Linked DNA regions of Mus musculus: region 1 is linked to region 2. A link is a loop called in an ENCODE intact Hi-C map of the cell type or tissue named here. Cell type or tissue: left cerebral cortex. All regions are shown on one strand. Links, peaks and the distances in the headings refer to the core of each region. The heading gives the core; the rest is flanking DNA.

Region 1 (9,159 bases), core at 774-8,773, 130 kb after region 2:
GATTAAGGAGAAAGCAACATCATTGAGGAGCATAAATATGGGACTATTTCCTTGGGGTTAGTACCACAACCTGTGATACAGAGGGGCCAAGGCTGCAGCTCATGCTGGCAGGTAACTCGTAGTAAAACAGTCACACAGATAGTGCTGGGTTTAAAGGTATAAAGAGGTCATGGAGAGCAGTTGAGGCTTGGCATTATGTGGCAGGCCTACAGTCCCTGAAGAAAAGCCAGCAGAGGCTACTGGTGAAATTACAGCCTCAATTGTATCAGAAACCCCAAGATGGAAGGGGTCATGGAGAGAAGTTGAGTTCCGGCACCATGTGGCTGGTTAGAATCCAAGGAGAGACCAAGAAAGCCTATTGGTATAGGTGCAGCCTGCATTCATCAGAGAGTCAGCATTTTGGAGATGCTACCATGGAAAGCCTAGAAGAAAAGCTGTGTGTGCTTCAGAAAGCAGAACTAGAGGGATGGCATTGTTCCAAGGTCCTTCGGAGAACAGAAGATTGTGAATGGGTTCCAGACATCAAACACTGATCTCTATACTGTGGGAATTTGGTTTCGTTGGGGTGGTTGTGATTGTGCCCACAGTTAAGAGACTGAATTTTTAAAGAGACTGGAATTTTAGAGAGACTGAACACTGAAAGAGACTTTAGGTGTTTTAAAGAGGCTGAACTTTTAACTTTTAATTTTAAGTTACTAATGTTCATATTGGGATTATCAGTGTTAATGTGACATCATGGGGACAAATGAGAAAGGAAAGGTTCTGGTTGAATAATGATGTGGTAGTATGTTAAGCCAATGGGGTGTATGGTGCTGACTAGTTTTATATCAACTCAATACGAGTTAGAGTCCTATATTTGGAAAGAAGAAACTTCAATCAAGAAAATGCCTCCACCAAATTGGCCTGTAAGGCATTTCTTGACTGGTGATGGATATAGGAGGCCCCGCCCATTGTGAGGGCTGCTACATCTGGATAGGTGGTCCTTCACTCTATTGTTAAATCAGAATGAGCAAGTTACAGAGAACAAGCCAGTAAGGAACACTCCTCCATGTCCTTTGCATCTGTTTCTCCCTCTAGTCTCCTGTTCTGCCTAAGTCCCTGTCATGCCTTCCCTGAATATTGGACTATACACTAGACAATAAAATAAACTCATAGTGTTTTAACACAGCACTAGTTGAGGTTAACTTACACATCATGTATGAAACTCAAAAAAGAAAAAACTTTAGAGTAAAAGTTATCATTTTAACAACTATGAAAATAAATTAGAACAATAGTAGTCCAATGTGCTGTGGATAATTAGAACTCATCTTCTATCTACCTGTGTCAGAGCAGTCACTGATCACACAAGGGCAAAGTCACATTTTCTCAGACTTACTCAATGTGTGGTTGGCTAGTATTCTTTGGAGGACTTTACCTCCTGTCTCCTTTATCTAGCCTAACTGCTAATAATCACTATTCAACATTCAGATCTACATATTAAACATGTGGCATTGTCTTTCTGTATTGAGTTTATTTCAGGCTAGTATATCATGTGTGAAGAACTAATAAAAAAGGATCTAAAAGAATTCTAAACATTAATAAATTGAAAATAATTGAAATCGCTAATTGCCTGATTTGATTAGTACACACTTAAACACATGTTGAAACATCATATTGTAATCTCTAAATATCTTCAATTTTACATGTTAATTGAGAACATGCAGAAATTAACAAACATGTTCATTTAAGACAAAGATTCCTGAGAGATGGTTCAGAGAGTACAGATATTTATACACATGTGGACTGAAGTTTGAGCCCTGATCCTTCCCACAAGGTAAAAATGTACACACACACACACAGACACACACACACACACACACACACACACACACACACATTATACCTGTTTTTGCTATTGAGTTCAGTCCACTATCCATGTAGTTTATGAGTCACTGTGTCTTGTTATCCATCTAAATGTATAGTCAATAATGAAAGTTTTAGTGTTCCATGAGCCAATATTCAAGGCTGCAAGTATAATTTAAAGATATCAAGATTGAATAAGGAATTAAAATACAGAGACTACATAAGAACAATTAACTATTTCTTAGATGAACTTACTCATTGATCCAGAGTAATTATGTGCAAACAATATGATGATGGAACCCTTCGTACTCTCTGCCTACTGTAGGACTAGTAAACTAATAGAAATAGTGGGGTTTGGTAGTAAGCAGAGGATGCCCAATGACTACATTAACACAGACAAGAAACATGCAAATGAGAAATAAAGGCAGTGACAGATGCCTGATATTCAGGAGCCGTCGGGAGCCCATTCTTTGAAGGGACAGGCATTGTTTTAGTCAGTTTCCCATTGCTTTGACAAAATGTCCAAAAAATCAAAATGGTTTCTTTTGAATCACAGTTGAGTCTGTTAGGGGAGCTTTTAGTCTAATGTTCAGGCTCTACTGTTTGTGGCCTATGCTGCCACAGTACCTCATAGTACACAGAGGCTGTCTTTCTATTCACTAATACTGGGGAAGCAGGGAGAAGACAATGCATGGTCCCATTATCAGCTTCAAAGCGCTATCCACACTGATGTTACACTCAGTCCCTTTTCCTAAAGAGTTTACCACCTCCCAATAGCACCACAGATTGGCAGACAAAACTCTGTACACTTGGGCCTTTGGAGGGCCTAGGAAGGATTCTTACCCAAATCATAGAGAGGTAAAGGGAAATCTCGGGCTAATGTAAATACTCATAGAAAATCAGTGACATGCCAGAATAAGCAGAGGTAAAACTAGTTACAGGTTAATTCTTCCGTATAGAGTTTTGAGACGGTGCCACAGAAGAGACTGCCAGATGACAAGACTGCACCTCAAGCTAGTGAGCGTAAACTTCAATCCCAAGGCTCTGCAGGGTCTTAGGCAGGGAAGTAACTAATGAGGTGTGACACTAAAAGACATGGGATGGAAGGTTTCAAAGGGAGGTAAAGGGCAGAAGATGATTTAGGAACCTTTGCTGAGTGCAGAGAGTAAATGGAGTCCTACTCTGGCAATGAAGACTGTTTAATGAGGACTGATGCTTCTGAGAAATGGAAAGTGCTATGTAGGGATCTAGACATTTCCTCAATGAACCACATGGGCAACAGCGCAGCTTTTATGCTAATAACAGTGAGAGGAAGGATAAAGACATATTTTAAGTTGCATCATATTGTTTCCTTATTTTGGGGGTGGGGTGGGGAGTGGTACCAGGGATGGTGCCTGGGGACTCAAGCTTACTGGGCAAGTACTCTGTGGCTGCGTCATCCCCCCAGACTCGCTCTTTATTTTTGACAACTACCTATTATTACATACAAAGCTGTCCAGTGATGGAAAATATTTTTAAATTGACTTTGTGAAGGAATTCCGGGAAACAACGTTAGAGACCCAACACACACACACACACACACACACACACACACACACACACACACACACACACACACACACACAAAGCTGGGAAGGAAGTTGGGATGGAGAGTCAATGTTTCCAACCCAGATTAAACAAGCTCCTGGGTTGTGAGTAAAGCAATTAAAAGAAGGAAGATTCGGTGCTGCTGCTTCAGTGTTCAAAGGAGAGTAAGGCAGCAAGGAAAGGTGTCAAAGTGGATTGCACATCTTTCAATTTCGTGAGGAGAAAGAGGTGATGCTCATCCGAGGGACAAGGGTCAAGACCAAGGGTAACTAGGTGGGACATGTTGCTCTCACACACCAACAGTTCAAAGGCTAGAAAAGAAGAAAGATGACAATCTCAAACAATAATATAGGTTTCATAGAAACCACCAAATCTGCCAAGACAAATGTGTGTACCAAAAAAGGGGGGCAGATGAATTAGAAATTATGCATAACTTCTATGTAAAAGCTTGCAGAATGAAAACTATTTTCATGACTCTCAAAAGCAGCAGCAGATGTAGACATATAGAATCATAATAATCTATAGAAAACCAGCCAAGATCTAATGCTTTGGATATAATAAACACGGTTGTAATTCTGAGGTTTTCTTTTTTTTAACTCCATACACAAATATAGAAAAAAAAAAAGAGCCAGAATCCACTTTTCAAGGAAAAAAAAAAACTGGCACAGTTTCCTAAACAGAAGCCCCACTTACACCAAATCTGGCACTGCTGGGCGCCAGACATCCACAGCAGGCACCAGACGGAGGAGCGCCTATTGCTAGCTTCACAGATTGCTGTCTGGTTGCAATTTCTAGTCATATGTGATTTGGTGGAGCAGAGAACACCCCCTACCACCACACCCTGCCACCTTCTCTCTATCAGTTCTACATCTCTCGGCTCCATCCAACAAAATAAACATATTTGCCCACAGAGATCAGCCCCAGGTAGTACTTCTCCCTGTTCATATAGAGCCTTCCTTGACTCCTGTGAACTGCTTTGCTAAAGGGGTGGTTTTGTTTACAAATTGTTGAGCAATCAAAAGCTAAAACAAAGGAGATGAGAAGAGCCACATCGCAGCTGCCATCCTTGCATCTGGCTTCTACAGCTTGGCCCTACTCATTTTTACTGGAGTTGCTGGCTTCCTTTTGGTTTTGGAATTAGTGCTCATAGCATTTTAACGTGTCCCCTGTTTCTTCTTAAAGGTTTATGTTTTCCCTCCAATGTTTATGCCACTCCTACTATGTGTCAGTCATTTTGATATTTTTTATATAAGCAATTTCCTAAAAATACTAAAACCAGCAGGAGGATTGGTTACTGAAAGCATCAAGTCATTAAAATGCACATTGGTATACGCAGCAATGGAAATATGAAGCAAGTGTTACAGAAAATACCAAAAGCAAGAAACTGGATGTATCAGTCATTTATTAGATGCTTTTGAACATTTAACACATGGGCACAAAACTAGATGCATTTAGACAACTTTCCATAGTACAGTACATATACAAACACAGGCAACATATAGCTCTTATAACTGTAAGAAAAAATATATACATATATATCCTAAGAAAGGATATATGCGTGTGTGTGTGTATTTGTATATATACCCTTGTCATACTAAATCACCAAACCCACAAAAAATAAGACTCAATTAACAACGGCAACAACAAAATGTACTTAAAAATCACAAACCTAGAATCTGAAACATAACCTGTTATAGTCCACAATTTTTTTTATTGATTGTATTTGTTCTTAGACATTTTCATCATGTATCTGATGTATTTTGATTACACAACTACATAAACACACACACACACACACACACACACTGCTGTCTTATCTCCTTTCTATCCTGTCAACCATCTCTTCATGCTGACACAGATCACACTGTCTGTGGCTCATGTTCAGGTGTTTGTGCCCCAGCAGCAGGTATCTCAAAAGCATCCTCCATTTGGCTTTGGAATGGGAGAGGGAGAGCATTGTAACTGAGGCCTTTGTAAGAATTAGGTGACAACTTTATGTTGCCAAATGTCTATACTAGGCACTGTGTTAGGATTTGAATCTCCAATGGCCTCCAGATGCCCTTGATGTGAAATCATGTTCCCCAGCTAAGGCCCTGTGTCATGAGGCTGTAGAAGCTTTAGAGACGGGGTCCAATGGATAGAAGTGGGCCTCTGAAGGTTGGGAATAGCACTTTTGTTCCTTTGTTCCCCCATGATGTGAGATGTGGTCAGCACACATGCCTGCCACCATGATCACTGCTGGGTCTAACTGGCCATGGTGGCTGAAACCATTAACTACAGTAAACCCTTCCTCCCTTAATTAAAGTCTGACAAATGTTTTAGTCATAGAGACAATACGTGTTATCAGAAATGAGAATTGACCACCAAAATGCCAATCTCTTCTCCCCGTCCTCCTTCAGAGTGCACTGCTTTCCACATCTCAATTTGAGAGCTTCTTTCAGGCTGAAAAGCTTCTGAGAAAGGAAGACAAATGGAGACACCACACCACAAATAGAGAATGACTACGTACCATCTACTGTCCCTTTTATTTTCTGAGTGTTCCTCTCTTTTCAGCAAATGAAATTGCAAAGAAGACAGGGCAATGATATTATTTTAAGGCACTGAAGGCACTTCTTATTTCTCCAACTTTTAGGCAATAACCTAGCAAGAATATCAAAGAAGAAACAATATCTAGAACTACAGTTCACACTAGAGAAGATATATTTAACCAATCTGACCAAGTTTTATAATTACTACAGACAACAGTTCATAAGGAAAAAATATCAACTATCAATCACAGAAAATTAATCAAACCATGTTCAAACCATGATTCAAGTCGTAGAAGTTTTACCAGGTCATCCACATGTACATATTCTTTCTTAGAATAATCATTCCTTCCTTAAGCAAGGTCATTAAGGACAACTGGTTGAAATAGCCATGCCCCCCACACAAATATAAATAGAAAGAACTACATATATACTCTAAGAAAATTTTCATTGTAGAAAAGTTTTTACTAAACAAGTTTTTGTCTTATTTTCATGATTATTCTTTTTTCTTGATATACAAATACTCAATCTAGACTATTCTGAGAGTACATTCTCTCTATATGAATGCTTATTGCTACTGGTCTTATTGTCTTAGTTCAGTATCTTACTATTCGGCCCAAGTTGGCCAAAAACCCCCTCTTCCTTTGGCTCCTTAGAGCTAAAATTACAGGCATGTGCTGCCATGTTTGACAACGTAAAGGGTTGTTCATAAAACTATTATACACACATCTCTTCATAAAGATTTCTAGTTGGTTATGGCTAGGATTTGTTTCTCTCTCCACTAGCATTATTTTTTTCTGAGAGATAAAATTAATCTAGCAATTGTATATAATGACTATCACAGAAAGTAAAGACTTGGGTTGTAACAAAGAAACCTGGATGCAGACATTTTGGACTTCTTTGGAAGACACACTATCTGTGGGGCAGTATGTTGCTGAAGTGAAGCATGAAGCACCTTAGGCATTCAGTAGCTCTGAGTGACTTTAGTGCATTAGAGAATTCATATCTAAATGGTATGCCTGAACCAAAAGAAAACAGACTCTACACCATGCATGGCCCTGGTCAACCTAGTCTGAAACAAGAACTAAACACTAGTTCGTGATGGAAGGTCCTCATTCATAATGTGCATATTGCTCTGTTAATAGTATATGACAAAAGAGATTAAACTCAAACACAATTTAAGATAAAGAATGTGGGTCTTACAGTTCTGTCTAAAACTAGATTAATTTTCTGAGGAGCTCACTACACACACACATACATACAGATGCAGAGAGAGAGAGAGAGAGAGAGAGAGAGAGAGAGAGAGAGAGAGAGAGAGAGAGAGAGAGAGTATTCTCTGCAGCATAATATCTGTTAAAATAAAGGATGTAAATAATCATGTTTCTAAGACACTAGAGGCATTTTCATTTTTTTTTTCTGAGAGAAAAAGATTTTATGCCTTAACTAAACTAGAATAAAAATGTCTCAATCCACACACACCCATGCATAAGCCTCAAGGACACATTAAGCACAGCGTCATACACAGTAACCATGGCAATCAGTTGCCAGACTGCTAATTCCCAACTATGGGTTTGCAAACACGTGGGTTATTCCCAGGCACAGGTAAAGGGATTGCCAAATAAGGACAAGGCCCTGGGCCTGGATCTCTTCATCCATGTAAGCACAAGGAAAGGGGGACACACAGATCTCTGGAGCTCACTAAACAGCCAGCATTGTCAATCAGTGTTTTCCAGGTTCAGAGAGAACACCCCACCCCCATCTCTTCTTTCTTTTTCTTTTTTTTTTTTTTTAGATTTATTTATTATTATATGTAAGTACACTGTAGCTGTCTTCAGACACTCCAGAAGAGGGAGTCAGATCTCGTTATGGATGGTTGTAAGCCACCATGTGGTTGCTGGGATTTGAACTCTGGACCTTTGGAAGAGCAGTTGGGTGCTCTTACCCACTGAGTCATCTCAACCCCCAATCTCAAAAACAGAAAATTAATGAAGACACCGAAGTTCTGCCTCTAGCCTCTCAGGTATGTACATGCACATGCGCATGTATCTACATGCAAACAAATACACACAGACTCTGTAAGCATGTACACATCAAAAATGAACTCAAAAGAGAGGAAGGAGGGTATGTGGAAAGATATGGGCCATATGTAATTATAATCTTAAACCACAAAAGTATTAAAGACAAATAATAGTAATACAGAAGAAGGCAATGAAAATGGCACCAGCATCAATAACAGCAAACCCAAATATGACACAGCTCCCATGATGCTTTGTTGCAGCATTTTGGGGGACAGCAGCCAAACACCATCACTAAAAGTGAAATCGATGTTTCTCTTGTTTGAGAATAGGTATGGATGTATAGTTTTAATTGCACGGGATGATAGGCTTGCAAACGAGAAGATATCCTGGCACTCAGCAGACGTCCACATCTGTAAGACTGGAGCAGAGACAATTGAAAGTACACACGGGCAAGGAAGACATTGATCTTCAGATCTCCATGTCCCTGTCTCTTCGCACTTCCCTAATCTACCAGGTCCCCATGCTGACACAACCTTCCTTACCATCAACACTTATTTCCCTTCCTATTTCCTTTAACAGAGTCAGAGAGTAGGGCATACCAACAACCAAAGGTAAATACAGAGGTGATTTTATTGACAGTTCAGCCACAAGCAATCAGGATTAGCTTGAGCGTCTTCACGACTCTGCACGACATTTTCTAAATAATGCACACAACCAGAAGACCAAGCCAAACACTCTTCTTCTAACATTTCCTGAATCATAAAGTCAACAACTTCTCATTTTAACTTAAATAGTTGATACCGGTTTTATGTAGGATCTTCAGCTGACTGTGGCCCAGTTTGGTTAGAGTTGCCAGACTCTAAGGTTTTACCCTAAAGATGAGGTTACACAGTAGTCTCCTGAGCATCTCAATAAAACTCTAACCTTACATGAGTTAAGGACTAGCTGATAAAAAACCTAATGTGTACATGGAAGCAAATTTAGAGTCCAAATCTTATTGCTTACCCCTCCCTGTGGGATGAAAAATGTTTGCAGATGTTGAAATGATATGACAGAGAAACTCCGCAACCTTTAGAACCAGGGAATCTGCTATCACAAGCACATACTGTTCATATCAAGCGTTACCTCTCTTCGCAGAAATGCATGGAAGGGGAATGGGAGCAACATCGTCATAAATGCCGTGCAAG
Region 2 (9,159 bases), core at 870-8,869:
TTGGGTTTCACCTTACACATTAGAGACCCTATAAAAGCCACAACTAATAAAAAAAACAACAATGTATGCAAATGTACTTCACTAAAATTAAAGCACAAATGGTATCTCCACACGTCACGCACCCTGAGCACATTACTAGGTTGAAATAGGGAAGTTTAAGTTACGTTGAAGATTTTTTTCAACTATAAAAATGATAAGGATCTATCAATCCGATCACACATTTAATAGGTACAATATAGAGAGTCCAGATTGCTATCTGTACAAAATAATGTAGCCTCTATGGACAATAGTTTACAATATCATCAAAGTGAAAAATGCACCTGCATCATTTAATCAAAGTGCTTTCATTTCTAGAGATTGTCCTGTAATGTATTTATTAGAAATACACTTAGAAATTATAAAAAAAAAAAGCTTTCCACACTAGCTTTATTTATTTGTCTTTTTGTTGGTAGGTTTAGGAAGATATTCTTGTGTATTTATCAAGACAAACTCTTCCCCAGGCTATCTTCAAACTCATGAGCTTCCTACCTCAGGCTTCTGAGGGCTGGGGTCATAGATGTGGAATACCACATCTATCCCAGCCTTGCTTTTAAGATAAAGCATTGCTTCTCAATATATATTCTTTAACAAAAACATTGTGTGAAGAGTCGTGAATATATGCCATTATTTGTTTAAGGAGAGGACACCTTGAATACTTAGTTCTACCTATCTGAAAAGATAACTAAAGACACTCTTATTATTTCCTTGGAAAGGATAATCAATGCCAAAGTGACAGAGAAGGCATAAGAACTTTATTCACAACAGTTATGTGTAAACACATCAATATATGGATTACATAGTAATTATAAAACTTTCAACTGGGATGGTATAAATCACTCTGTAATTAAAGACTCACTACCATATTTTTTGTAAAAATGAGCATATTCTCAACAAGATGATGTAAACATATCTATAAACATTTTCAGCTGCAGTGATCGAAACTATAGAGGACAGGGTTCTACGTTTCAGTTACAAGTTCCCACCTGATGAGCTCATAACCCCCTAGAACAGTGGTTCTCAACCTTCCTAAGGCTGCAACCCTTTAACACAGTTCCTTATGTTGTGGTGACCCCCAACCACAAAATTACGTTCCTTGCTACTACTTTATAACTGCAATGTTGCTACTATTACAAATCATAATGTAAATAACTGTTTTCTGATAGTCTTAGGTGGCTCTTGTAAAACAGTCCTGAGACTTCCAAGGGGTTGCCACCCACAGGCTGAGAACCAGTGCCCTATAGTAAAACACATGCCTTCCTTGCTGAAGTCCCAATCCATGCTAAAATCCTAGACTACTATTGTCCAATTGTAACTGCAATTGTGGATATTTACATTTGAATCTCAATTTAACTTTGCAAAGAACTATAAGTCCTTTGTCTCAGCTTCACTAGTCACACTCCATGGTGACCACATAGAGTGGTAGGTACATGTCAGATAACAGCGACACAGAACATTCTAGCAAAGGAGATGCCATTGCACATTGCAGTTCTACACTTTCTAGACTGAGAATTTGATACATGAGAGTTAACGCAGAAGGGAAGGGCATCTGACCTCTTCTTTGTGCATGTTTATATTTATAAATGTGCTTTAAATGCTATCAAGGACAGAGATAATGAGGGAAATGCTATTAAGAGGTAACTCGCAGCCTAGGGAGGTTGTGAGGAGACAGCCACAAGCTAGGCCTGGTGATTTTGATGAATCTGAGTCCACTTTCTCACTCACCTGGGGCTAATAGTCCAAGCTGTGAAATCACATTAGTATCCATCATTATTATCCCTAAAATAGCAAACACCTTCTATACTGTAGCCATTTCCTGGTCTCTTTTTAGCTCACTAGTTGTAATGAAGCTGAACACTACTATTAGTCGAGGACACGAGTACACAAACTACCTACCCTCAGACTAGCTAACAGGCAGCCTCATCTCAAATGGTGTCCTCTTCTAGGTAACTCAGAGATATGAGCTGTGTTCTATTTTTATATAAGCAACGAGCATTAGTGGAAGACCCTAGGGCTAGATAAATTGTCTAATTTCAGATTTGGTTGTTTATTAGCTGTGTCACTTCTCAAGCTATGTAGCCACTGTTATATTTTATAAAAACATGTTCATAATTCTTATTTTGCAGCTTGGAAAATACAAGCATAAGTAAAAGATTCTGAACATCAGCATCCAGTAAGCACTGGATGTTGCCACCAAGCTTCCAGTGTGTGTGTGTGTGTGTGTGTGTGTGTGTGTGTGTGTGTGTGTGTGTGTGTATGTGTGTGTGTGTTTAAAGAGGTTCATCTGGGGGCTAAAGAGATAGATAGCTCAGTGGTTAAGAGCACTGGTTTGTCTTCCTCAAGATCCAAGTTTGAATCTCAGTACCCTCAGGTGTGCTTATAATTATTCATAACTTCAGTTCCAGGAGATTTAACACCCTATTCTGGCCTCCATGAACACCAGGCAAATACATGGTACACAAGTACACATGTAGGAAATACCTCTTTAAAATGCTCATCTGACCTTCATGGAGTCAATATTTAGTAACAACAGTATCACTAACAGGCACTAACTTCAGATGTTTTACAGTGCAGAAATCTGTAGTACCCTAAAAAAGGTCTTTTTTTTTTTTAAGGCAAGAAAGAAAACAAGTTGTAAAAGGTTAGGTTTGCTGATACACAGGCCTGGTATACAACATAGACCAGGAATACATCTGGCACAAGCAATTGTGGCAGAAAGACAGGCAACAGACATTAAGCTGTAGAGAAAACAGAACTAATAAGGATCCTCCAGCACTTTCTGTTGGTAGTTTACATGTGTACCATGCTCAACAGATTAATTGCTTTAAGACAGAAGGCTGGGTTGACCCCACCAGCCCCACCAATACACCTGTCGTTTTTCAGTAACCCTAAGTTTTTCTGCCACAAGTACATGTATCAACACAGCTTACATATCAACAGATACTCAGATTTTTAATTAATCAGTCCAAACTTTCTTTTAAAAAAATCATTCCATCTTCCTTGTCATAAAACCCTTTCTCTGTGTGGTGTCTTTCTTTCCAGTGCTCCTTTTAATACTGAACGATTCTACACTCATCGCCCTAGGGCAGTCAGTTACCAAAGATAGGTGGAGATGAATTTCACTGGGGATTTTAACCTTTGTTGGAGGTTCTTGATAGATCCATAGCTTTACAAAAGTGGTTTCTATGACTGTTAAAACTTGTTCTTAAAACCATACAATTGTGTCTTAAAAAAAAAAAGAGTTATCTGGATGTGGTAGCACACACCTTTGATACCAGCAATCAAACAGGCAGAGGTGGGCAGATCTATGAGTTGGAGCCCAGGGCTACACAGAGAAACCCTGTCTTTAAAAACAACAACAACAACAAAATGAGTTATAATAACAGTGGGAAACTTCAACTGAATTTTTCACCTGTTCAGCAAAGCCAAGGCTTCATTGTAATAATGAGAGCCAATTCAAAGGACTCCAGATGAAACACAGTGTAACTTTTCTTGAACGTAATAATAACATCAAGAAATAACATGCTACACTATATATAAGCAAAGGATGAGGGAGACCCTAACTCCCCAAAAAAGTCATAAAAGAGAGTCATTCTCTGTCAATGTGAACAAAATCTAGAACACTCAAGGGCACTCCCATTTTCTATCCTAACATGCTAATGAATTCACAGCAAAATCTCACTTATAAAATGCCTTAAACCCCTAAGCACAGTTGGATATTCAGTGAAGCACATTTGAATATCCACAGTGATACTAGCCCAAAGCTATTTGCTTGACTAGAATCCAAACATAGGGATTATGTAAGAAGAGCATTTCAGTTAGGGCTGGGTGATGTTTGTTTTCTAAGCTTCTGTGGGTTGAAGAAGACTGTGGACAAGGAAGAGACACCTTGCATGACAGTGACAGCAGACTCAAAATGTAGTCATTGTCATCCTAAGCAAATCATATCTTTTGAAGAACATAGGTGGTCTTGAAATGATGGCCTCATTGGTGTGAGTTGGATAGAGGCCTTGAAGTAGGAATAGTCATGGAGCTGATAAAGCTGATGCTAAAACTGCTGTGATTCTTTTTTTCAAAAAACAGAGAAGCCCAAAATAACTGTCACCAGTTCCAGATGTTTCTTCCTGTTCTTAGCAAACAATGTTTTACATACCATGACTGTTAGAATGATAAACCAACTGTTCTTTAAAACTCTCATAATTTCAACACATCTGTCTTACTGAGAACTGCTCAAAGCTTGGTGATATTATAGATGCAGCATATAACTATATGTCCTAAAATTTCCCCCAGAATGTCAAGTTCTTTTTTTTGTTGTTCTGGTTTTTGTTTTTTGTATTTTTGAGACAGGGTTTCTCTGTATAACCCTGGCTGTCCTGGAACTCACTTTGTAGACCAGGTTAGCCTTGAACTCAGAAATTTGCCTGCCTCTGCCTCCCACGTGCTGGAATTAAAGGTATGCGCCCCCAGAAGGTCAAATTCTTAACACTATCAGGCAAGTGACACATAATTAAAGAAACAACAGCACTGGGAAGGACATTTGATGGGTTTAGATGTCTTGCATTCAGTCCTGTTCTCTTAGTAATCATACTCAGATTAACATTGACACATCACTTCTCCATAAGATCTCTTGGGAAAACAGAGTCTATCTCTAGCAATAAAGAGAATGTAGGAGTTGTAGGTATGGATCTGGTCCCAAGAAAGAGCTGAACTAATAGAATCCCATATCAAAAGCAAACCTTGCCTGAAAACAGCCCAGTCTCCATGATACAAATGTGCTTTCCCCTTGGTGAGGTCAATTTGATGTTTTTCTGTGGTTTTCAGTTCACAATATCTTACCTAATTCAAACACACAGTAGGGCATGAATTTAAAAGACCATCATAAAGGTAACGTGATAATAAACAAACAAGTAATAAATCAGCATACATTGACTATGTGAAGCTTAAAATGTTTGCATGACTATGCAGCCCAAGAAATCTTTTTCTTCTCTTCATAGCTCTTTTTAGAGGATTTTCTTTGCTGTTATTGTTCTCAACTGTTCAAATTTTAGAAGCTACTCATTTGTTCTTTCCAAGAAACAGCTGAAAACATAATGCAATAATAGCTTCCACCAAAGGCGTCTGTGGCTGGCAAAGACTGGCTGCAATAGTACTTTTACGTAAAGGAGAAAAGGGCACAGAATGTCAGACCATAAGGAAGAGTTGTTTGGAACATAAGGTTAGCCTACAGGAGACAACAACTATGTTCATCCCCTCACAGCTTCTATGACTAGACAGAAGTGTACCTGTGCAATGGGATATGATCCACTGTGTACACTAGATCTATGTCCAGGCTCAAGTAATGGCAACAAATGGTTCCACTATTCCCACTCTCTATGAGAGAGATGCTGCTCCTATTCAAGACAGCTCTTGCTTTGGCCAATATTTATAACATAAAACTAGCTTTTTCTCTGGGAAAAACATATTCTAATGCCCAGTCAGCACAGTCAGCCCCACTCATCTTGGCAGTAGAAAGTTCTAGAAAGCTTGTGTTCCCTTATCATTATGTAAAAGCCAAAGGCTACGATGCTGCTATGCCTCTGATGTCTTGATCATGGATCAATTCATTGGATATTCTGGAAAGAAGTCAAATGTCTAGCAATGTACAAAAGAAAATAAAAAAGCCAACACTAAGGTATCAGCATAATCTTGCTTTGGGAGTTTTCATCAAAGAAACAACACCACAAGAAAATCATGAAAAATCCAAAATACTGACATGAAAGAAGTTGGGATTAATAATGGGACTACAAATGTAAGTGTAAGAGATTTTAGAAACACATCTTGCTCAGAGCTAAGAGGCATTAATCAGAGAGCTGTCATGTAGGAGTTAAGCTTTTCTGTAAGGTGGTATCTCTGCCTATAGATTAGTAGAGCTCTCAGACATCATCACAGAAGTTTCTTTGTACTCTGTGGTTAAAATAGAAGTTCACAGCTAGTCACTGTGGACAGAATAAGTGTGGGTGTGATGATGAGCCACAAATGAGACATCTATAACATACCCTCTCCACCAAGGCACAGGGACCATCTGGAAGCAGGGGAAAAACATTGTATAAACCACAGGTTGAAGAAATCCAAAGCAAAACAATGTCTTCTGGATATCACAGGACCACCGGACTCACTAACTCACAACAGCTCTGGTTGTCTGCAGAAGACTTGCACAACATCAAGCCAATCAGCCTTTCAGCATGGAAGAGAAAGGGGCCCACACTCCCAACTCAGAGTAACTATTGGCAGTTGGGCTCTTGGGATGAAAAACTTTAAGGGTGTGACTCCTTCTTTGAAGTACCTCACAAGCTCCAGTGGATGCCCCCAACCCATGAATGTTTAGGAAGAAAAACTGACTTGGTGGTTTATAGGAAAAAGAAAACAAAGGGAAACATGAAACTGGGGACAGGTTAGGAGGTAGAGCTGGGGCTCAGAGGGTTTAGGGGAAGACGGGAAGTGAATATAACCAAAATACATTGAATTGTGAATAATGAAGAGTTATGAAAGCCTTAAGTAATTAATAAGAACACTATATGTATATATACACACACTATTTCCCTCTCTATATATATGTATGTGTATGGTTCCTAACATCTGGAGATGCACAGATTGACATTCACAAAAAAGCAAGAGGTCCTTTGATCTTTCGGTTCACTATTGCAGCTCTAGTAAGCAGTTAGGCAGGATTTGTCACTTAGTTTGATGTTACTGGGTATTTGTTGAAGAAGTATCTGACAGTATTCTGGCATTGGTTGCAAAGACTAAGGAATAAATTCAGTGACTAGTTGAGAGTGGAATTCATCTGCCAGATAGCCAGGAAATCCAGACATTGATTTGAAGAATACATGAGGCTGAGAAGAGGTATTGGGCAAACTAATTTTGTGCAAATGAACTACAGAAATTGACCAGCACATACAAAGTCAAAGAGTGCAAAGGAAACAGCAAGAGGGCATAGCACACTGAAGGGTAGATTGGCCAATATATGCAACAGGTACACCCACCATGTAATGCCCAGGGCCTCCCTGACCCCTTGTTTTGCTTTCTCCTGGAGCAGCTGAACTGTTGGAGAAATCACAGTGGTGTTTATAGAGGGGAAGCCATCTGGAAACACAATCAGAGTCCTGAGCCTCAGGGAATTATTGGACCCATCTGAGCATGAAGGGAACATTTGTACCCAGAGCTTTGGTTGTGGCATGACCTTAGCTCCATGCAGATATAATTTTGCTCTTTTCATGTAACTAAATCAGCTATAGCCATTTCCACCAGCCCCAGCTTAGATAATGGCCATCTAAGAACACAAACTATAAAAAAAACAGGTACCAAAAACACCCAAGAGCTATGATCATCCCCTAGATTATTTCCCAAAGACAAATATTTCACCTACTGATGGAAATCGTTTCCTTATGGAAAGTCTATGTGAGGGACTCACAAAACGTCTAATGTCATAAAGACATTTTATACATAGAATGATTTTTAACATGAAACCCTATCGAAAGGACCTGTATGTCTCTTCGAAAACAATTGACAACTCACCAACTTTGGACCTCCCTGGCCTTGCCACATCCATGACAACAAACTTGGTGAAAGGAGCCTTCACAGATTCAATTCACTCTGAGCTTGAATGAATTGTAGATTTCCCAGTTTTCAAAATCCAATTTCCTGCTGGCCACAGAGAGATTCCTTTGAGACATCCTCTCATCTCTTTAAACTATGAGCTAAAACTATTTGACTGACTGAATCCATCAGAGTAAGCTTACATCCTTAGTATGTTAAAAATGTAGGCCAGTCTAGGCAGTGAGGTTCTCACAACTGACCATAAACACTGGTCATCTCTTTGGAAATGATCACACAATGTGTTCAATGAAACAATGAAGGGCACTCTTCTAAAAATCAGACAATCAAATAAAATAATAAAGGTTGTAGAAAAAAATAAGAGCAGACTTTTTTTCTTGTTTCTTAATTGTTCATCATTTAACAAGTGAGCTCGTGTCTCTAGCTGCATACATAGCAGAAGATGGCCTAGCCGGCCATCATTGGGAAGAGAGTCCCCTTGGTCTTGCAAACTTTATATGCCCCAGTACTGGGGAATGCCAGGGCCAAGAAGTAGGAGTGGGTGGGGAGGGGAGCAGGGTGGGGAGAGGGTATAGGGAACTTTCGGGATAGCATGTAAAGAAAATATCTAATAAAATAAAAAAATTCAAGCTATCTAAACTCTGCATGATATGGAAACAAGTGTATTCAGCTTATCAACTGATATGCAAAGGTCCTGCTATTTCTTTATCAGTTAAATTTAACTATGTGCTCCACATTATTTTGTAGAGAAAAAATGGTGTCACATCACTAAATGAAGAAACATCAAACCCATTTTCCCTTTTGATGATTGAGGATGATATGAAAGTTTTAGCTAAAATGACAATTAATCTCCCATGGCAAATGCCCTAGAAGCTTATCCACTTAGAACTAAAATGACCAAAACGCTATAAGGAGACTATCCTACAATTATTTCCAGGTAGAATATCCATCACTCTAAAACCATTACCTACCACAGAACCTTAGGCTCTTAGCAAGAGAGTCCAATTACAAAAGCAATTAGCTCCACATTCCATATAGAGTCTCATTGTTGTGATCCTTGAAACTAGAAAGACCAAAAATATACTCCAGCAAACAGCCAACAAACCCACAAACTGAGGGTATCCCCAGGCACTTAGCCTATTTTTTAGGTCATTGTTGGTATAGATCAGTGAACAATTTCCTTTACAGTGGGTTTCTAAAACAATCAAATTAAGAGAGTATACTAATTTGCATCAGGCTGAGCTTCATAGAACTAAAGCAAAGCCAACTTAAGCATAATAAAGCTACAATCTCTCCCATATGAAAACTAATCCAGAAGGATATAGGGCTAAAATGGGACCTGCTCATCATCAGCGACACAAACCCTTTCTATTCTCTTCAGTCAGCTTGTGGATCAAGATTGTGATTGAGAAGAGATCTACCAGGTGACTGACCATAACAGATCATAAAGAAGATAAGATGAGAGGTGAATTCTAGCCCTCAATGGCAAATCCTCTCCCTTGGGAGACTTCCCAGTAATTTCACACTAAA

The links. A loop is a pair of places that touch in the nucleus more often than their neighbours do. Peaks named below come from ENCODE experiments on the same cell type or tissue, not always from the same donor. Only the 100,000 strongest peaks of a DNase experiment are listed, where the experiment ranks them.
Region 1: a loop joins it to region 2, with 2.4 times the contacts of the local background. A loop is called at or near these places in 2 of 42 quality-filtered maps.

The regions. Positions count from the first base shown.
Region 1 is chr8:32,788,845-32,798,003 of GRCm38, forward strand. The region is part of intron 2 of Gm39155 (a long non-coding RNA gene); the gene reads left to right. It also overlaps a transcript of Nrg1 not described here. Among named protein-coding and RNA genes, the nearest start is that of Gm39155, 47 kb to the left of the region's middle. In left cerebral cortex, for the core only: no CTCF peak of the experiment used is centred there; DNase peaks (open chromatin) are centred at 4,178 and 7,496; H3K27ac peaks cover 247 bases.
Region 2 is chr8:32,654,457-32,663,615 of GRCm38, forward strand. It overlaps a transcript of Nrg1 not described here. Among named protein-coding and RNA genes, the nearest start is that of Gm39155, 88 kb to the right of the region's middle. In left cerebral cortex, for the core only: a CTCF peak has its summit at 5,134; DNase peaks (open chromatin) are centred at 5,067 and 6,031; H3K27ac peaks cover 888 bases.